2 separate regions of the Homo sapiens genome follow, and region 2 is linked to region 1. Evidence: chromatin contacts called from ENCODE Hi-C or POLR2A ChIA-PET data. All regions are on one chromosome and are shown on one strand. Each heading gives the region's core, a stretch centred on a gene start or an enhancer-like site at or near the end of the contact. The rest is flanking DNA. Distances are from core to core; before and after follow the strand shown. Region 1 overlaps IGF1R (insulin like growth factor 1 receptor). Region 2 has its middle 190 kb from the start of LYSMD4.

What was found. Hi-C counts contacts between places; a loop is a spot of excess contacts on that map. ChIA-PET counts read pairs that join two places held with the same protein, here RNA polymerase II (POLR2A). Pooled maps may share reads with other maps.
Region 2: a loop to region 1 is called in a map of CD4-positive, alpha-beta T cell, with 8 times the contacts of the local background. The contact joins two enhancer-like sites. A Hi-C loop is called at or near these places in 2 of 168 maps with a recorded cell type or tissue (CD4-positive, alpha-beta T cell and CD4-positive, alpha-beta memory T cell) and 8 of 50 pooled maps. POLR2A ChIA-PET finds 5 or more read pairs at or near these places in 1 of 52 experiments (activated T-cell).

What each region holds. Positions count from the first base shown.
Region 1 is chr15:98,854,654-98,861,381 of GRCh38, reverse strand. The region is part of intron 2 of IGF1R (insulin like growth factor 1 receptor); the gene reads right to left. Among named protein-coding and RNA genes, the nearest start is that of MIR4714, 74 kb to the right of the region's middle. Within about 2 kb of position 2,566, at least 4 of the 41 ENCODE cell types and tissues checked have a DNase peak (open chromatin) inside an H3K27ac peak, as active enhancers do.
Region 2 is chr15:99,921,783-99,928,510 of GRCh38, reverse strand. No RefSeq gene overlaps it. Among named protein-coding and RNA genes, the nearest start is that of LYSMD4, 190 kb to the right of the region's middle. RefSeq lists a silencer at 72-131 and an enhancer at 1-147. Within about 2 kb of position 2,689, at least 28 of the 41 ENCODE cell types and tissues checked have a DNase peak (open chromatin) inside an H3K27ac peak, as active enhancers do.

The DNA of each region.
Region 1 (6,728 bases), core at 1,317-3,816:
CATGGTGAAAGAGAAGGACTAGGAGGGCGGAGCTAATAGTAGGAGGGGAGAAGACCGATAACAAACTTCTTCAGAATGTCCCTGCATGTATATTTATCTGAGAGGAAGGTGTAAGGAGGCCCTTCTAAAATACTATGTCATTGAACTAGGTGTGCCAAGGTCTTGTATATAGCACATCAAGGGGAAAGTGCATTCATTTGGAAGATTTGTTTTTTCACTACTGAGTTGGGCTTCGATGTGGGTAAATGAGTTACATTCATTTAAATTATTCCAGCAACTATCATGAGAGAGACAGACTGAGACGGAGAGATGTTCAGAGAAAGACAGAGACATAGATGGAGGGAGGGAGGGAGGGAAGAAAAAGAAAAAAAAATCATGCAAAGGAATAAATTTATCACACATTTATACCTCACCTTTCCAGAACTCAACTATTCAGCAAATAAACATTTCTGGGGTAGTCAAGCACCAGGAAGAAGCTTGGTTTCACTTACTGCCTATTTACTCTTAACACATAACTCTAACAAGCTTAGAAATCTGTTTTCAAAGCACTCACAGCAAAAAGGAAGTGGCAAATAATCACCTACAGAGGGGCTGATGGAGACGGCTTTCTCTTCTTACTGAAATAAGTCTATTAAACAGAAATGGAGACATAAAAATGGTAAAACCAAACCATAAGAACACAATAAGCACAAGAAACCTTCAGCAGAGGGCAAACTGCCTCCCACTCAGCCTTGAGGGTATCACTGTATTATGCATAATACAACAATTTATGCTCGCTGATGTCCTCAAGTTGGCCAGAAATGACTAAATTATATTCACTGGAGTAAGAAGCAAAGAAGTACAGAATACATGTTGGAAAGATTTCCAGCATGATAGTGCACAAAAACTGGTGCAGTAGTCTCAGTTCTCCCTAAGGCTTTAATGTATTTCATCATCTGGTCATTGCTCGATCTGACAAATATTTACTGAGCATATTGGAGAGACTTGCTGTGAGAGGCCTGGCTCCTGCTTTCACGGAGTTCAAAATCTACTAAGAAGCTGAGATACTCAAGATCCACATTTCTACTAGGATGGTCTGTACAAGGGTTTGGATTGTTGTACTAAGTGCTGCGCACTGACTCCGAAAATCATGACTTATTTTTGGATATGAGCAACTGAAATTGGCCTAAATGTTAAGAAACGGTGTGCCATTTCAAAAGTCTTTGATCATACAGTTCAGAGTCAAGGATCAGTCAATACTTCAAGAAACTCCAGCCTGGCCAACATGGCGAAACCCCGTCTCTACTAAAAATACAAAAATTAGCCAGGTATGGTGGCACATGCCTGTAATTCCAGCTACTCGGGAGGCTGAGGCAGGAGAATTGCTTGAACCCGGGAGGTGAAGGTTGCAGTGAGCCGAGATCGCGTCACTGCACTCCAGCCTGGGTGACAGAGCAAGACTCCATCTCAAAAGAAAAAACTTCAAGAAACTACCCATGTGGTCATGAAACCAAGAAGCAAGGCATGCTGCTTTGGCTGCACAAAAATATACAGTACAGAAGACCAACAGAACCACAATTCCTGAATTTCTTTCTCTTTATTGAAGAAATTAATTCTAACACATACACCTTCTTATATTTAGGCTAGGACATCTTATAACTAAATCAATCTATACAGTTAATCATGCATTTAAGAATGTGTGTGTTTGTTTTTTAAAGTGATATTTATTAAAAGGAAAAATCCTGGCTATCTGGACACTGAGAAATGCACAAGCTTGCAAAAACCGTAATTTAATCAGAAAACCCAGATACAGTAAAGTTACTTTTCATTTTCTTTTTGTTTCAGAAACCTTGCAAGAAGTTCTTTCCCTTCTTGAGGGCAAAGCTTACGAACTGGAAAGTTTCATTTTAATGGGTTCTTTCTTGGGGCAAAAACATGCAACACCAAATATTCTAGAGTGTCTGAGTGCAAACATCGCAGATGCAGTAGTGCAAAGGAAAAGCAAACACTTTAAAATCAAGTATGTCTTAGTTCAAATCCTGTGTTTACCACCTGCGAAGTGTGTGAGGTAGACAATTTATTTTTCCAGGCTTCCATTTGTTCTTCCGTAAAACAATGTTGGTAGAATCTACCTCATCGGCTGTTGCAAAACTAAATGAAATGTGCTTTCAATACACTGGTCATAATTATGCAGGTGGACATGCTGAATTTTTACACCGATCTCAATATACATGGGCTTTGTAACTGCAATGATAGCTCAGTGGAGCTCAAACTGGATGTGTTTCTAAAAGTCCAAAAAAAGTTTGGACTTTTTTTTTTTTTTCCTCCATTATGACATTTTACTTCTTGCTTAGATGAGAAGCTAAACCCTCCCCGGAGGCTGGGCTTCCTAATGAGCAGAATAAAGTTCTAAGGAACAACCACAACAGAACCAAAGGGTAGACTGAAAGTAGAATTCTGCCATTGAGGAGGCTTACTGGCCTTCCTCCCTTAAAAGCGTGAGCCACTATGTGGCATGTTCAGACTCCTTCAAACATAGCTGGTCCCAGATGTCACACGAAGTTTGGAAAGAGGAAGTTTGGCTGTTCAAAAATAAAAGCAGGGTGCTGATAAGGATGATGATGCTACTAAAACAGAGTGAGAGATTTCTCCCCGCAAACCCTGGCCACGGAGTGCTGTGCTGGTTTGCTGCGCTGAACAATGGAGGAGGAAGCCCAGGCGAGACCTCGTCCACGTTTATTAGCATCCTGAAAGGTGGAGTCTGTGCCTCCGAAGCCCAGAGTTCTCTAAGCCTTTATATCTCGATTAAATGGCTGAGATTGTCCTTGTGTACTTGGGTGGATTGATGTTATTTCCAAAGCATGCAATTCATTTCAAGAGGGGAGAGGGAGGATTAAGTTGGAAATATTTTTCTATTCAAGGAGGAAAATTAAATATAACTGGAAATGTTTTCAGGAAAATGTTTTTATATTTCAATGTTTCCCCAGAGCACTGTGATCCCAATACATCACAGGACTGTGCTAGATTAAAAGGAATGAAGACAAAATGAATTTAAATAAAAACTGAAACTGACCAGCCAGGCTTTATTCTCCATATCTGAGGAAACAACGAAGCGGGGGGAAACTACAAATGAACCAAAACAAGAAATAAAAATCAACTCAACTAAAATTTTAAACTCAAATGAGTGTTTCAATTTTGTTTTAGAATTTTTTCAATCTAGTTTATTTTCATAGCCACAAAAGCTTTTGAATAGCCATGAATTGATAGCCACTTGATTGACAGAACCATTAAGACTTTTTTGGTTGTTTTCTCTTAATCATTTTCCTTAACGCTTGAATCCGCTGATACTCAGTTACAGAAGACGACTTGCTTGTCTTATAGTTCTTAGGTCATTACAAGTACTTAGTATTTGCTAATAATCAACACCAACAGCTCCAGGAAATGTGTACAATTAGACAGCTGGTTTAACTGGTTGTGTTGCATTTTTTAAAACGTGCATACCACCCCCTTTATGAGCCCTAAATATGACAGGAAAAATGGAATGTACAGGTCTCAGTTATCCTTATCAAAATAAACACATATTTTTAAGAGGAAAGAATTTTGTCAGTTAATCCTGTGTTAGATCTGTGATGTCCAGTAGCCATTAGCCACATGTAGCTATTCAAATTTAAATTAAAACTTTAAAAAAATCCAAAATCCAGTTCCTCCGTAGCACTAGCCACATTTCAAGTGCTCCATAGCCACATGTGGCTAGCGGCTCCTGTACTGGACAGGGCATCCACAGAACAGTCCATCATGGTGGAAACTTCCACTGGACGGTGCTAGACTAGATGGAAGAACGGAACTGTGAGCCTTGGGTATTTACATTTATTTTTAAAGACGTAGGCTGGGCGTGGTGGCTCACGCCTGTAATCCCAGCACTTTGGAAAGCCGAGGTGGGTGGATCACTTGAGGTCAGGAGTTCAAGACCAGCCCGGCCAACATGGCAAAACCCCGTCTCTACTGAAAATACAAAAATTAGCCGGGTGTGGTGGCACATGCCTGTAATCTCAGATACTCAGGAAGCTGAGGCAGAAGAATTGCTCGAACCTGGGAGGTGGAGGTTGCAATGAGCCGAGATCGCACCACTGCACTCCAGCTTGGGCGAAAGGGTGAGACTCTGTCTCAATTAAAAAATAAATAAATAAATAAATAAAGATGTACACAAAACAGTTTAATTGTGGGGTCACTTTATAGAAGCTTCTTTAAAGCATCAGCTTTCCAACTGCACACAACTGTTTCCCCTAAGCAACTTCCAAGGCACAAACCCAGTATACATTCTCTCCTAAGCATTATCTCAGTTGTACATTCGATTGTAGAATATCTTTCTTCCTTAAAAAAAAAAAATCTCTCACCCAAAACTTAAGAGAAAGGGGTCATTTACAGGAGAAAGGGCAAATCATTATTTTTAGATGGAAAGACCTCCCTAAGTCAACATTTAAATATTAAAACATGTAGCAGGTAGTACCAAAGGGTTTCTCCTTCATCACACTTGTATTTCTTTACTGTCGAAATTCTCTGCCCAGGAGTCAGCTCTGTGTGAGCTGAAAGCAAGTGTTCTGTTTGCTATTGCACATCCATTACAAGCACAGTGCCTGCCTGGGACAAAACAGATGCTTAAATTTTTGTGGAATGATTGAATGAAACTTAAGAAGAATGGTATTTTGCTAAAGAACAGCAAACATCCTTTTAGAGCCTGGTTCCAATTCTTTATATTTGGATAGCAATCCACCCTTTATTTTCAAATGCAAACTTAAAATAACTTAGCAGACTGATTCATGCAAGTATGCATGCTACAGCTCAGTATCTTTAATACTCAGCAAAAGGCATACAGCATCTATGTCACAGTAAAATATGAGCTAACATTTATTGCAGTTAAACACCAGGCCCAACGCTAAGTGTTTTACATATGCTATTGCATCTGCCCCTCACTCTGATAGTCTCTCTGCTACCAGGAGGAGGAAACCAAAGCTCAGGGGAAATTAAGTGACTGGCTCAAGCCACAGGGCTAGAGATGTATAGTCAGAAAAGCTCCCCTGGTGAAGACTATGGACGATGCCCGTCATATAGCCTGATTGGACAATTCCTGCTTTAATCAGGAAGGCTACGATTGTCCTCGTCTACAAGGACCTGCCTCCAAGGAGGGGCATGGCTCTGGATCTTTGCAGCCCCAGAGCTTAGTTGAGCACCTGCCCTGCAGGCCTCCCACATATTTTTGTGGAGAAAGACTCAGCAGTCCTAATGGCTTAAGGCTACTCAGACTTGGAGAAGGCCCCTTCTACAGAAGCAGGCACAGCTCAGCACACCCCGTCTCCCTCTAAACCGAGGCTGTGGGGAAATCACTGTGACCTTGCCACTATACAGCAGCTTCATGCTTTGGCCACCGTGTTGCAGCCTCTACGGCCACTCTGCTCTAGTAACTGGCCTCCTTCTGCAAACTGACCAGCTGCACCAGCATCACGGGGCTGGCAGCACTTCCATTATTCTTTTTCTTGCTATTCAGAATTTCAACCTAATAACTCCACTGTTTTAAAAACACAGTGCTTTAGCAAGAACCTGTTGTGCTCCAAGTACTGGTCAGACAACTGCCTTTAAGGGGCTCACTTTCCTATTTGGCCCAATTCCCTCAGATTAGGGTTTCCAGAAGTCTGACCTATAAGCATTCATTTTCATAAAAACCACTACTGACAAAGCAACAGGTTCTAAACGTATACATTAAAGAGCTAATTTTTTGTTGGATCAATATTTGTCAAGGGCTTGCCAAGCGGGGGTACAAAAGTATAATAAAGGACATCAATCCATGTGGGGGAAAGGTAAACAAATATTAATCAAGTCCCTAGTGATTCTACATAATTCTCTGTAATTCTTTCTGCAGTCCTATAGCATAGATAACATCTCCATCTATGGATGATAAAAAGCACTGCTTGTAATAACTCACTTCCTAAGTACCTGCAAGGCACGAATTCAGGGCCAGGCACAGTTAATCCTCATAACTCCCTCAAGGAAAAGGTATTACTACTTCCTTCTCCAGAAAGACAGGCTCGGGGCGTCTGTCTGGGTCCGAGGTGCCCACGCTGGCTGAGAGCGCTGAAGTGGAGTCAGACACACAGGCCTGCCTGGCTCCACAGACCATGGTGCCATTAAATGAGACTGTCCTCACTCTCATGGGGGGACACAGAGAAAGCTCCCCACCCCAACCACAGGAGGAAAAGATGACTGTGGGAGAACACATCACCATACAGCATCAGTGTCCCATTAGCGCGGAAGGCAAGATTGACAGGAAAAACAAACAAGGAAATAGTACAGTGGGATGCGCAGGGGCTGTATGAAGGTGGTTCTAGAAAATGGGGTGGCCTGGCACAGGGGCAGCCATTCCAGAACTAGGAAGGCAGGGTAAGGTACTCCACATGTGTTGGGGGGGGCAGGGGTGGAGGGAGTGAGAGGGGAACAAAGACCAAGGCAGGCTAAAGTCAGACCGTGTAGAACCCAAAGCCAGGCCAGGGTACTCGTACTGCCTCATGCAGGAAAGGGGGAACCAGAACACTGGGGCAGGGATTAAAGTAGTGATGGGAGATTCACTGGGTGTCACTCAAAGCTTGTCTCAAGTCACAGGGCTCTTCTATTCCCCCGACTTATCTGAACAGGAGAAATCCTCTTGGCTCCCAGACCCGCCTGCCCTGGCATTCTCCCGCAGGGAAACATGCTTTGGT
Region 2 (6,728 bases), core at 1,440-3,939, 1.1 Mb before region 1:
GGCGACGCCACAGTGCCACCTGCCGGCCGGACGCCCTCGCTCGCGCACCCCGCCCTCCTCACTCGCGCACCCCGCCCTCCTCACTCGCGCACCCCGCCCTCCTCACTCGCGCACCCCGCCCTCCTCACTCGCGCACTCCCCCGCCCTCCTCACTCGCGCACTCCCCCGCCCTCCTCACTCGCGCACTCCCCCGCCCTCCTCACTCGCGCACCCCGCCCTCCTCACTCGCGCACCCCGCCCTCCTCACTCGCGCACCCCGCCCTCCTCACTCGCGCACCCCGCCCTCCTCACTCGCGCACTCCCCCGCCCTCCTCACTCGCGCACTCCCCCGCCCTCCTCACTCGCGCACTCCCCCGCCCTCCTCACTCGCGCACTCCCCCGCCCTCCTCACTCGCGCACCCCTCCCTCCTCACTCGCGCACTCCCCCGCCCTCCTCACTCGCGCACTCCCCCGCCCTCCTCACTCGCGCACTCCCCCGCCCTCCTCACTCGCGCACTCCCCCGCCCTCCTCACTCGCGCACCCCGCCCTCCTCACTCGCGCACTCCCCCGCCCTCCTCACTCGCGCACCCCGCCCTCCTCTCTCGCGCACCCCGCCCTCCTCACTCGCGCACTCCCCCGCCCTCCTCACTCGCGCACCCCGCCCTCCTCTCTCGCGCACCCCGCCCTCCTCACTCGCGCACCCCGCCCTCCTCACTCGCGCACTCCCCCGCCCTCCTCACTCGCGCACCCCTCCCTCCTCACTCGCGCACTCCCCCGCCCTCCTCACTCGCGCACTCCCCCGCCCTCCTCACTCGCGCACTCCCCCGCCCTCCTCACTCGCGCACTCCCCCGCCCTCCTCACTCGCGCACCCCGCCCTCCTCACTCGCGCACCCCGCCCTCCTCACTCGCGCACTCCCCCGCCCTCCTCACTCGCGCACCCCGCCCTCCTCACTCGCGCACTCCCCCGCCCTCCTCACTCGCGCACCCCGCCCTCCTCTCTCGCGCACCCCGCCCTCCTCACTCGCGCACTCCCCCGCCCTCCTCACTCGCGCACCCCGCCCTCCTCTCTCGCGCACCCCGCCCTCCTCACTCGCGCACTCCCCCGCCCTCCTCACTCGCGCACTCCCCCGCCCTCCTCACTCGCGCACCCCGCCCTCCTCACTCGCGCACTCCCCCGCCCTCCTCACTCGCGCACTCCCCCGCCCTCCTCACTCGCGCACCCCGCCCTCCTCACTCGCGCACTCCCCCGCCCTCCTCACTCGCGCACTCCCCCGCCCTCCTCACTCGCGCACCCCGCCCTCCTCACTCGCGCACTCCCCCGCCCTCCTCACTCGCGCACCCCGCCCTCCTCTCTCGCGCACCCCGCCCTCCTCACTCGCGCACTCCCCCGCCCTCCTCACTCGCGCACTCCCCCGCCCTCCTCACTCGCGCACCCCTCCCTCCTCACTCGCGCACTCCCCCGCCCTCCTCACTCGCGCACTCCCCCGCCCTCCTCACTCGCGCACTCCCCCGCCCTCCTCACTCGCGCACTCCCCCGCCCTCCTCACTCGCGCACCCCGCCCTCCTCACTCGCGCACTCCCCCGCCCTCCTCACTCGCGCACCCCGCCCTCCTCTCTCGCGCACTCCCCCGCCCTCCTCACTCGCGCACCCCTCCCTCCTCACTCGCGCACTCCCCCGCCCTCCTCACTCGCGCACTCCCCCGCCCTCCTCACTCGCGCACTCCCCCGCCCTCCTCACTCGCGCACTCCCCCGCCCTCCTCACTCGCGCACTCCCCCGCCCTCCTCACTCGCGCACTCCCCCGCCCTCCTCACTCGCGCACCCCTCCCTCCTCACTCGCGCACCCCGCCCTCCTCACTCGCGCACTCCCCCGCCCTCCTCACTCGCGCACTCCCCCGCCCTCCTCACTCGCGCACCCCGCCCTCCTCACTCGCGCACCCCGCCCTCCTCACTCGCGCACCCCGCCCTCCTCACTCGCGCACCCCGCCCTCCTCACTCGCGCACTCCCCCGCCCTCCTCACTCGCGCACCCCGCCCTCCTCACTCGCGCACCCCGCCCTCCTCACTCGCGCACCCCGCCCTCCTCTCTCGCGCACCCCGCCCTCCTCACTCGCGCACCCCGCCCGGCAGTGCGGCCCGCACCCGCCCCCTCCCGAGCACCCTGGCGCGCACTTAGCCAGTACCTGCGCGTGCACCTCGGCGTTCAACGCGGCCTTTGCGGCGGCTCTCCCCTTGGACCTGAGGCTTCCCGCTTCGTTCTAGAGTGAAGGCTGGAAGAGCCCAGACAGGAAGGTGTCAGCTCTGTCCCACACCCAGGTGGCCTGTGCTGTCCCTTAAGTACAGCAGCAACAACGTCACCTGGGGAGGAAAGCTTCATGGAGCTCACCAGATTTGCAGGGGTGAAAGATGGAGGGAGGAGGGGAGTTGGATTCCTATACTAGTTTTTATCTGGATAACTTCTGAGCCAAGCACAGCTTTGTGAGCCTCTAGAGACCCCCTAACCTACTTGCATCAACTGGACATAAAGAGGGGAGCCCAATAGCAACTGCATCCATTCTAAAACCAAAAGCTACTGTTATTCGCCAGGCATGGTAGTAAGTGTCCTATGAGTGTTAATTCATCCATCAAACATTCTTTGAGCTTCCCCTCTGAGCCAGATCGTGTCTAGGTGCCTGGGATGCAGAGGTAGCGAACGTGCCCACACAGGCATACACACGCATTCCTATCCCCTCTACTTCGTCGGCGCTGTTGTTTGACATAGGAATTACTACCACCTAAAACACTATATATTTTACTTTATTTTTCTTATATTATTGTCTGCTACCACACATGTATGCCTGTGGACATCCACACCAACCCCCACACACACACAGACACATTTTTTGTGTGTTTTGTTCACTTTTGTATCCCTAGCACTTAGGAAAGTTGCCTTACACACAGTAAGTGCTCACTCTTTATCAGCTCAAGGAACTCACGATTTGGTAATCTGATGTATTCCTCAAAATTCCCTAAAACTAGGGGATTATATTGTTCATTTGACAGAAGAAAAGGCTGAGGATGGGGAGTGGCCTGCATGGACTGATTCAACTCTTAGCAGTGGAGATGGGAGGCAGACCCAGGTCTGCTGATCCTAAATCCTGTCCTCTGAGTGTCCCCCATAAGCTAATTACTGGAGAAAGCAGAAAGAAAAGAAACCACTATTATCAGCATTGCTTTTCATTTTATTAATCTGAAGAGTGAACACAGTGAAAGCAGGCAGCTACATGTTAGCTGTAGACTGTAGACCACATCTGTTCAAGAATCCCTCCGAGATCATTACATATAAAAATGGCAAATAAAATAATTTTAGCTTTATTTATTTATTTAAAGTTCTACTGAGATAGCAATAAAATAAGGAAAACAATGAGAGGGCAGAAATTCCATTGGAATCAAAATCCTGTATGAGTGAGCTGAATTTTGTCCTGAAGGCTTCTGCTGGTTTCCAGTCGCCTAGAACCACAGTTACACTGAACTATGCTGGGTACAAATGACCAAAGTAAGAGGGGAGCTGGGCTGGAGGAAGAGTTCTGACCAGAGACCCCTGCATAAAGTCAGAAATCCCAGAACTCAATACCTTCAGTGGGTGAGCACAGAAGCAAAGAAATAAAACATTCCCCTAACACATTCCTAACCATCTGTCCCTATTTGACTAGGAAGAGGGCAAGAATCTACACTTTTTGTGAAAATTGAAGCCCCCTCGCAAATAGAAAGTTTTGGGTTTGGTGTTTTTTGTTTGTTTTTTGAGATGGAGTCTCACTGTGTCACCCAGGCTGGAGTGCAGTGGCGTGATCTCGGCTCACTGCAAGCTCTGCCTCCCGGGTTCACACCATTCTCCTGCCTCAGCCTCCCGAGTAGCTGGGACTACAGACGCCCGCCACCATGCCCGGCTAATTTTTTTGTATTTTTAGTAGAGACGGGGTTTCACCATGTTAGCCAGGATGGTCTCAGTCTCCTGACCTCGTGATCTCCCCGCCTCAGCCTCCCAAAGTGCTGGGATTATAGGTGTAAGCCACCGTGCCCGGCCTGGGTTTGTTTGTTTTCTGAGACGGAGTCTCGCTCTGTCACCCAGGCTAGAGCGCATTGGCTCACTGCAACCTCCACCTCCCAGGTTCAAGCAATTCTCCTGCCTCAGTCTCCCAAGTAGCTGGAATTACTGCCACCCACCAACATGCCCGGCTAAGTTTTGTATTTTTAGTAGAGATGGGGTTTCACCATGTTAGCCAGGCTAATCTCAAACTCCTGACTTCAGGTGATCCACCTGCCTCAGCCTCCCGAAGTGCTGAGATTACAGGCATGAGCCACTGCTCTCAGCCAGAAATTTTAGTTTAAAGTGATCTGAAGTTGACTGTGCTTCCTGGCATCTAGCATAAGCAAATATAAGTTCTCTCCAAAAGGTTTAAGCTGAGGCCTTAACGATTTCTCAAAGATAGTGACTAGGAACATGATTTTATAATCAAAAGTCACAAAACACATGAAGAAACAAACTGTCATGAAATAGGTTCCATGCTTGGTAATGGTAGACTGAGTGAATCAGAACAGCTCTCCCTCAAGAACAACAGAAAATCTTGACATCATTGGCAAGCAAACAAGTGAGTGAGAAATTATGGAAAAGAGACGGAATTCCAGAAAAGTTAGCTCAGAATTTGAAATCATTTTGACCTGGGGATACTAAAAAGGGATCAGCCCTCAAAGGAACTGAAGACCAACCGCAAAATTATGTCAGTCCCTGATGATATTAAGATGACCTGGGGTAACTGGGGCTTCTAGTCTCATTGCCTAGAGAAAAAGTAATCCTCTTAAAATGTAGATACAATTATCCAGAACCTCAAATTACCTCTTAAATGTTTACATATAATGCCCGGCATTTAATTTTTAAAAAGCCAGGAATAGTAGAGGTTAAGATATTAACAAAACTCAAGATAATCAATGAACAGTAGGGACATATCCTTGGAGCATCCAGGATTTGAAATTATCAGAAACAAACCTCATACAGCTATAATTAATTGGTTTAAGAAATACAGAAGTATTTTGTCAGAGAATGAGAAAGCATTCAAAATAGAAATCCTAAATCTTAAAACTTTAGAACAAACTGAAATTAGGAAATCAATAGATTGGTTTAACAGGAGTTTGAATTCAACTGAAGAAAAAGTGAATTGGGAGATGGAATCAGAAAAAAAATACATGCTGAGGCACAGAAAGACAAAATGTTGGAAAATACAGAAGGAATATAAGAGGCGTCTAGAGTATGGTAAAAATATCTAGCATATTTGTTATGAGGAGTCACAGAGGAAAGGAGAAGACAGAGTGGAGAAGTACTATTTGAAAAGAAGAGAATTTTCAAAAATGAATAAAAGATGGGATACCACAGATACAAGCAACACTATAATTCCCAAGAAGGAGAGAAGCAACACCATATCTAGGGACATTATAGCAAACTGATGAAAAGCAAAAACAGAGAAAAATCTGAAAGCATTTGGAAAAAAAAAAAGAAAATTATCTTCAAAGGAGCAACACTAAGACTGATGACTGATTTTAAAATAGAAACAATGGACTCCAGGAAACAAAGGAACAGCATCTTGATGCCATCTTGCCAGACTGGAAGTCTATACCCAGTGAAAATATCCTTCAAAAAGTGAAGGAGAAATAGAGGCTGAAAGACAAACAGCATTGAGAAACACATTACCATCAAAAAAAATTAAAAAAGATATTGTAATTAAAAATCTGCTCACAAAGAAAACCAGGTGCAGACAATTTTGCAAGTGAATGCTTACAAACATTTAAGAAAGAAAGAACACTGCTTCTACACAAAATCTTCCAAAGCATAGGAAAAGGGGAATACAATTAAAATTATGTACCACCTTTTTTAAAAAAGAATAAAAAGATGAACATTTAGAGAAAAAATTTAAAGATATAAATAAAGTAAGCAATGTACTATGCAATAGACTGGAATATTCAATATTTAAAAATATCAGTTCTCTAATAGATCTGTGCAGTCTGGTTCTAAAAATCATGTCGACATTGACACACAACTTGAATAGACTTCAAGGGAAGTATTTTTTTTTTAAAGCCAATCTCAAAAGGTTACACACTATATGATTCCATTATTCTTGGAATAATGAAGTTACAGAGCTGGAAAATAGACTAATGGTTGCCCGAGATGAACGTTAGGAGGTTTGGGAGATAACCGTCTGTTCAGTGCAGTGAGGCAAGGAAAGGCAACTAAAGGGTGAAGATTAGAAAGGAAAAAGTAAACTGTCATTATTTACAGATAACATGATTGCATGCATAAAAAATTAAAAGAAAACAGGTAAAACATCAAAGCTCATGAAATAATTTATCAAGGTTACTGGCTAAAGGTTACTATGAAAAATCATTTGCGTTTCTTCACACCAACAACAAACATTAAGAAAATTAATTTCTCCCCAAAAAGTTGTTTAGCCTGAATCTAGTCATAAGGAAACAAGCCAAATCTAGACTGCAGGACATTCTACAAAATGACCGGCCTAGACTTTTCAAACATGCCAATATCATGAAAAGAGGGAGCAGGAAAGGAGGTGCGGTGTTCTAAATGAGATTAAAGAGACATGAAGAATGAGTGCAATGTGTGATCCCAGATTAGATTCCAGGTTTTCTTGAGATACAATCTATGTAGCATAAAATGCACCATCTTAACGGACGCATTTCTGTGATTTTTAACATATTCACCAAGT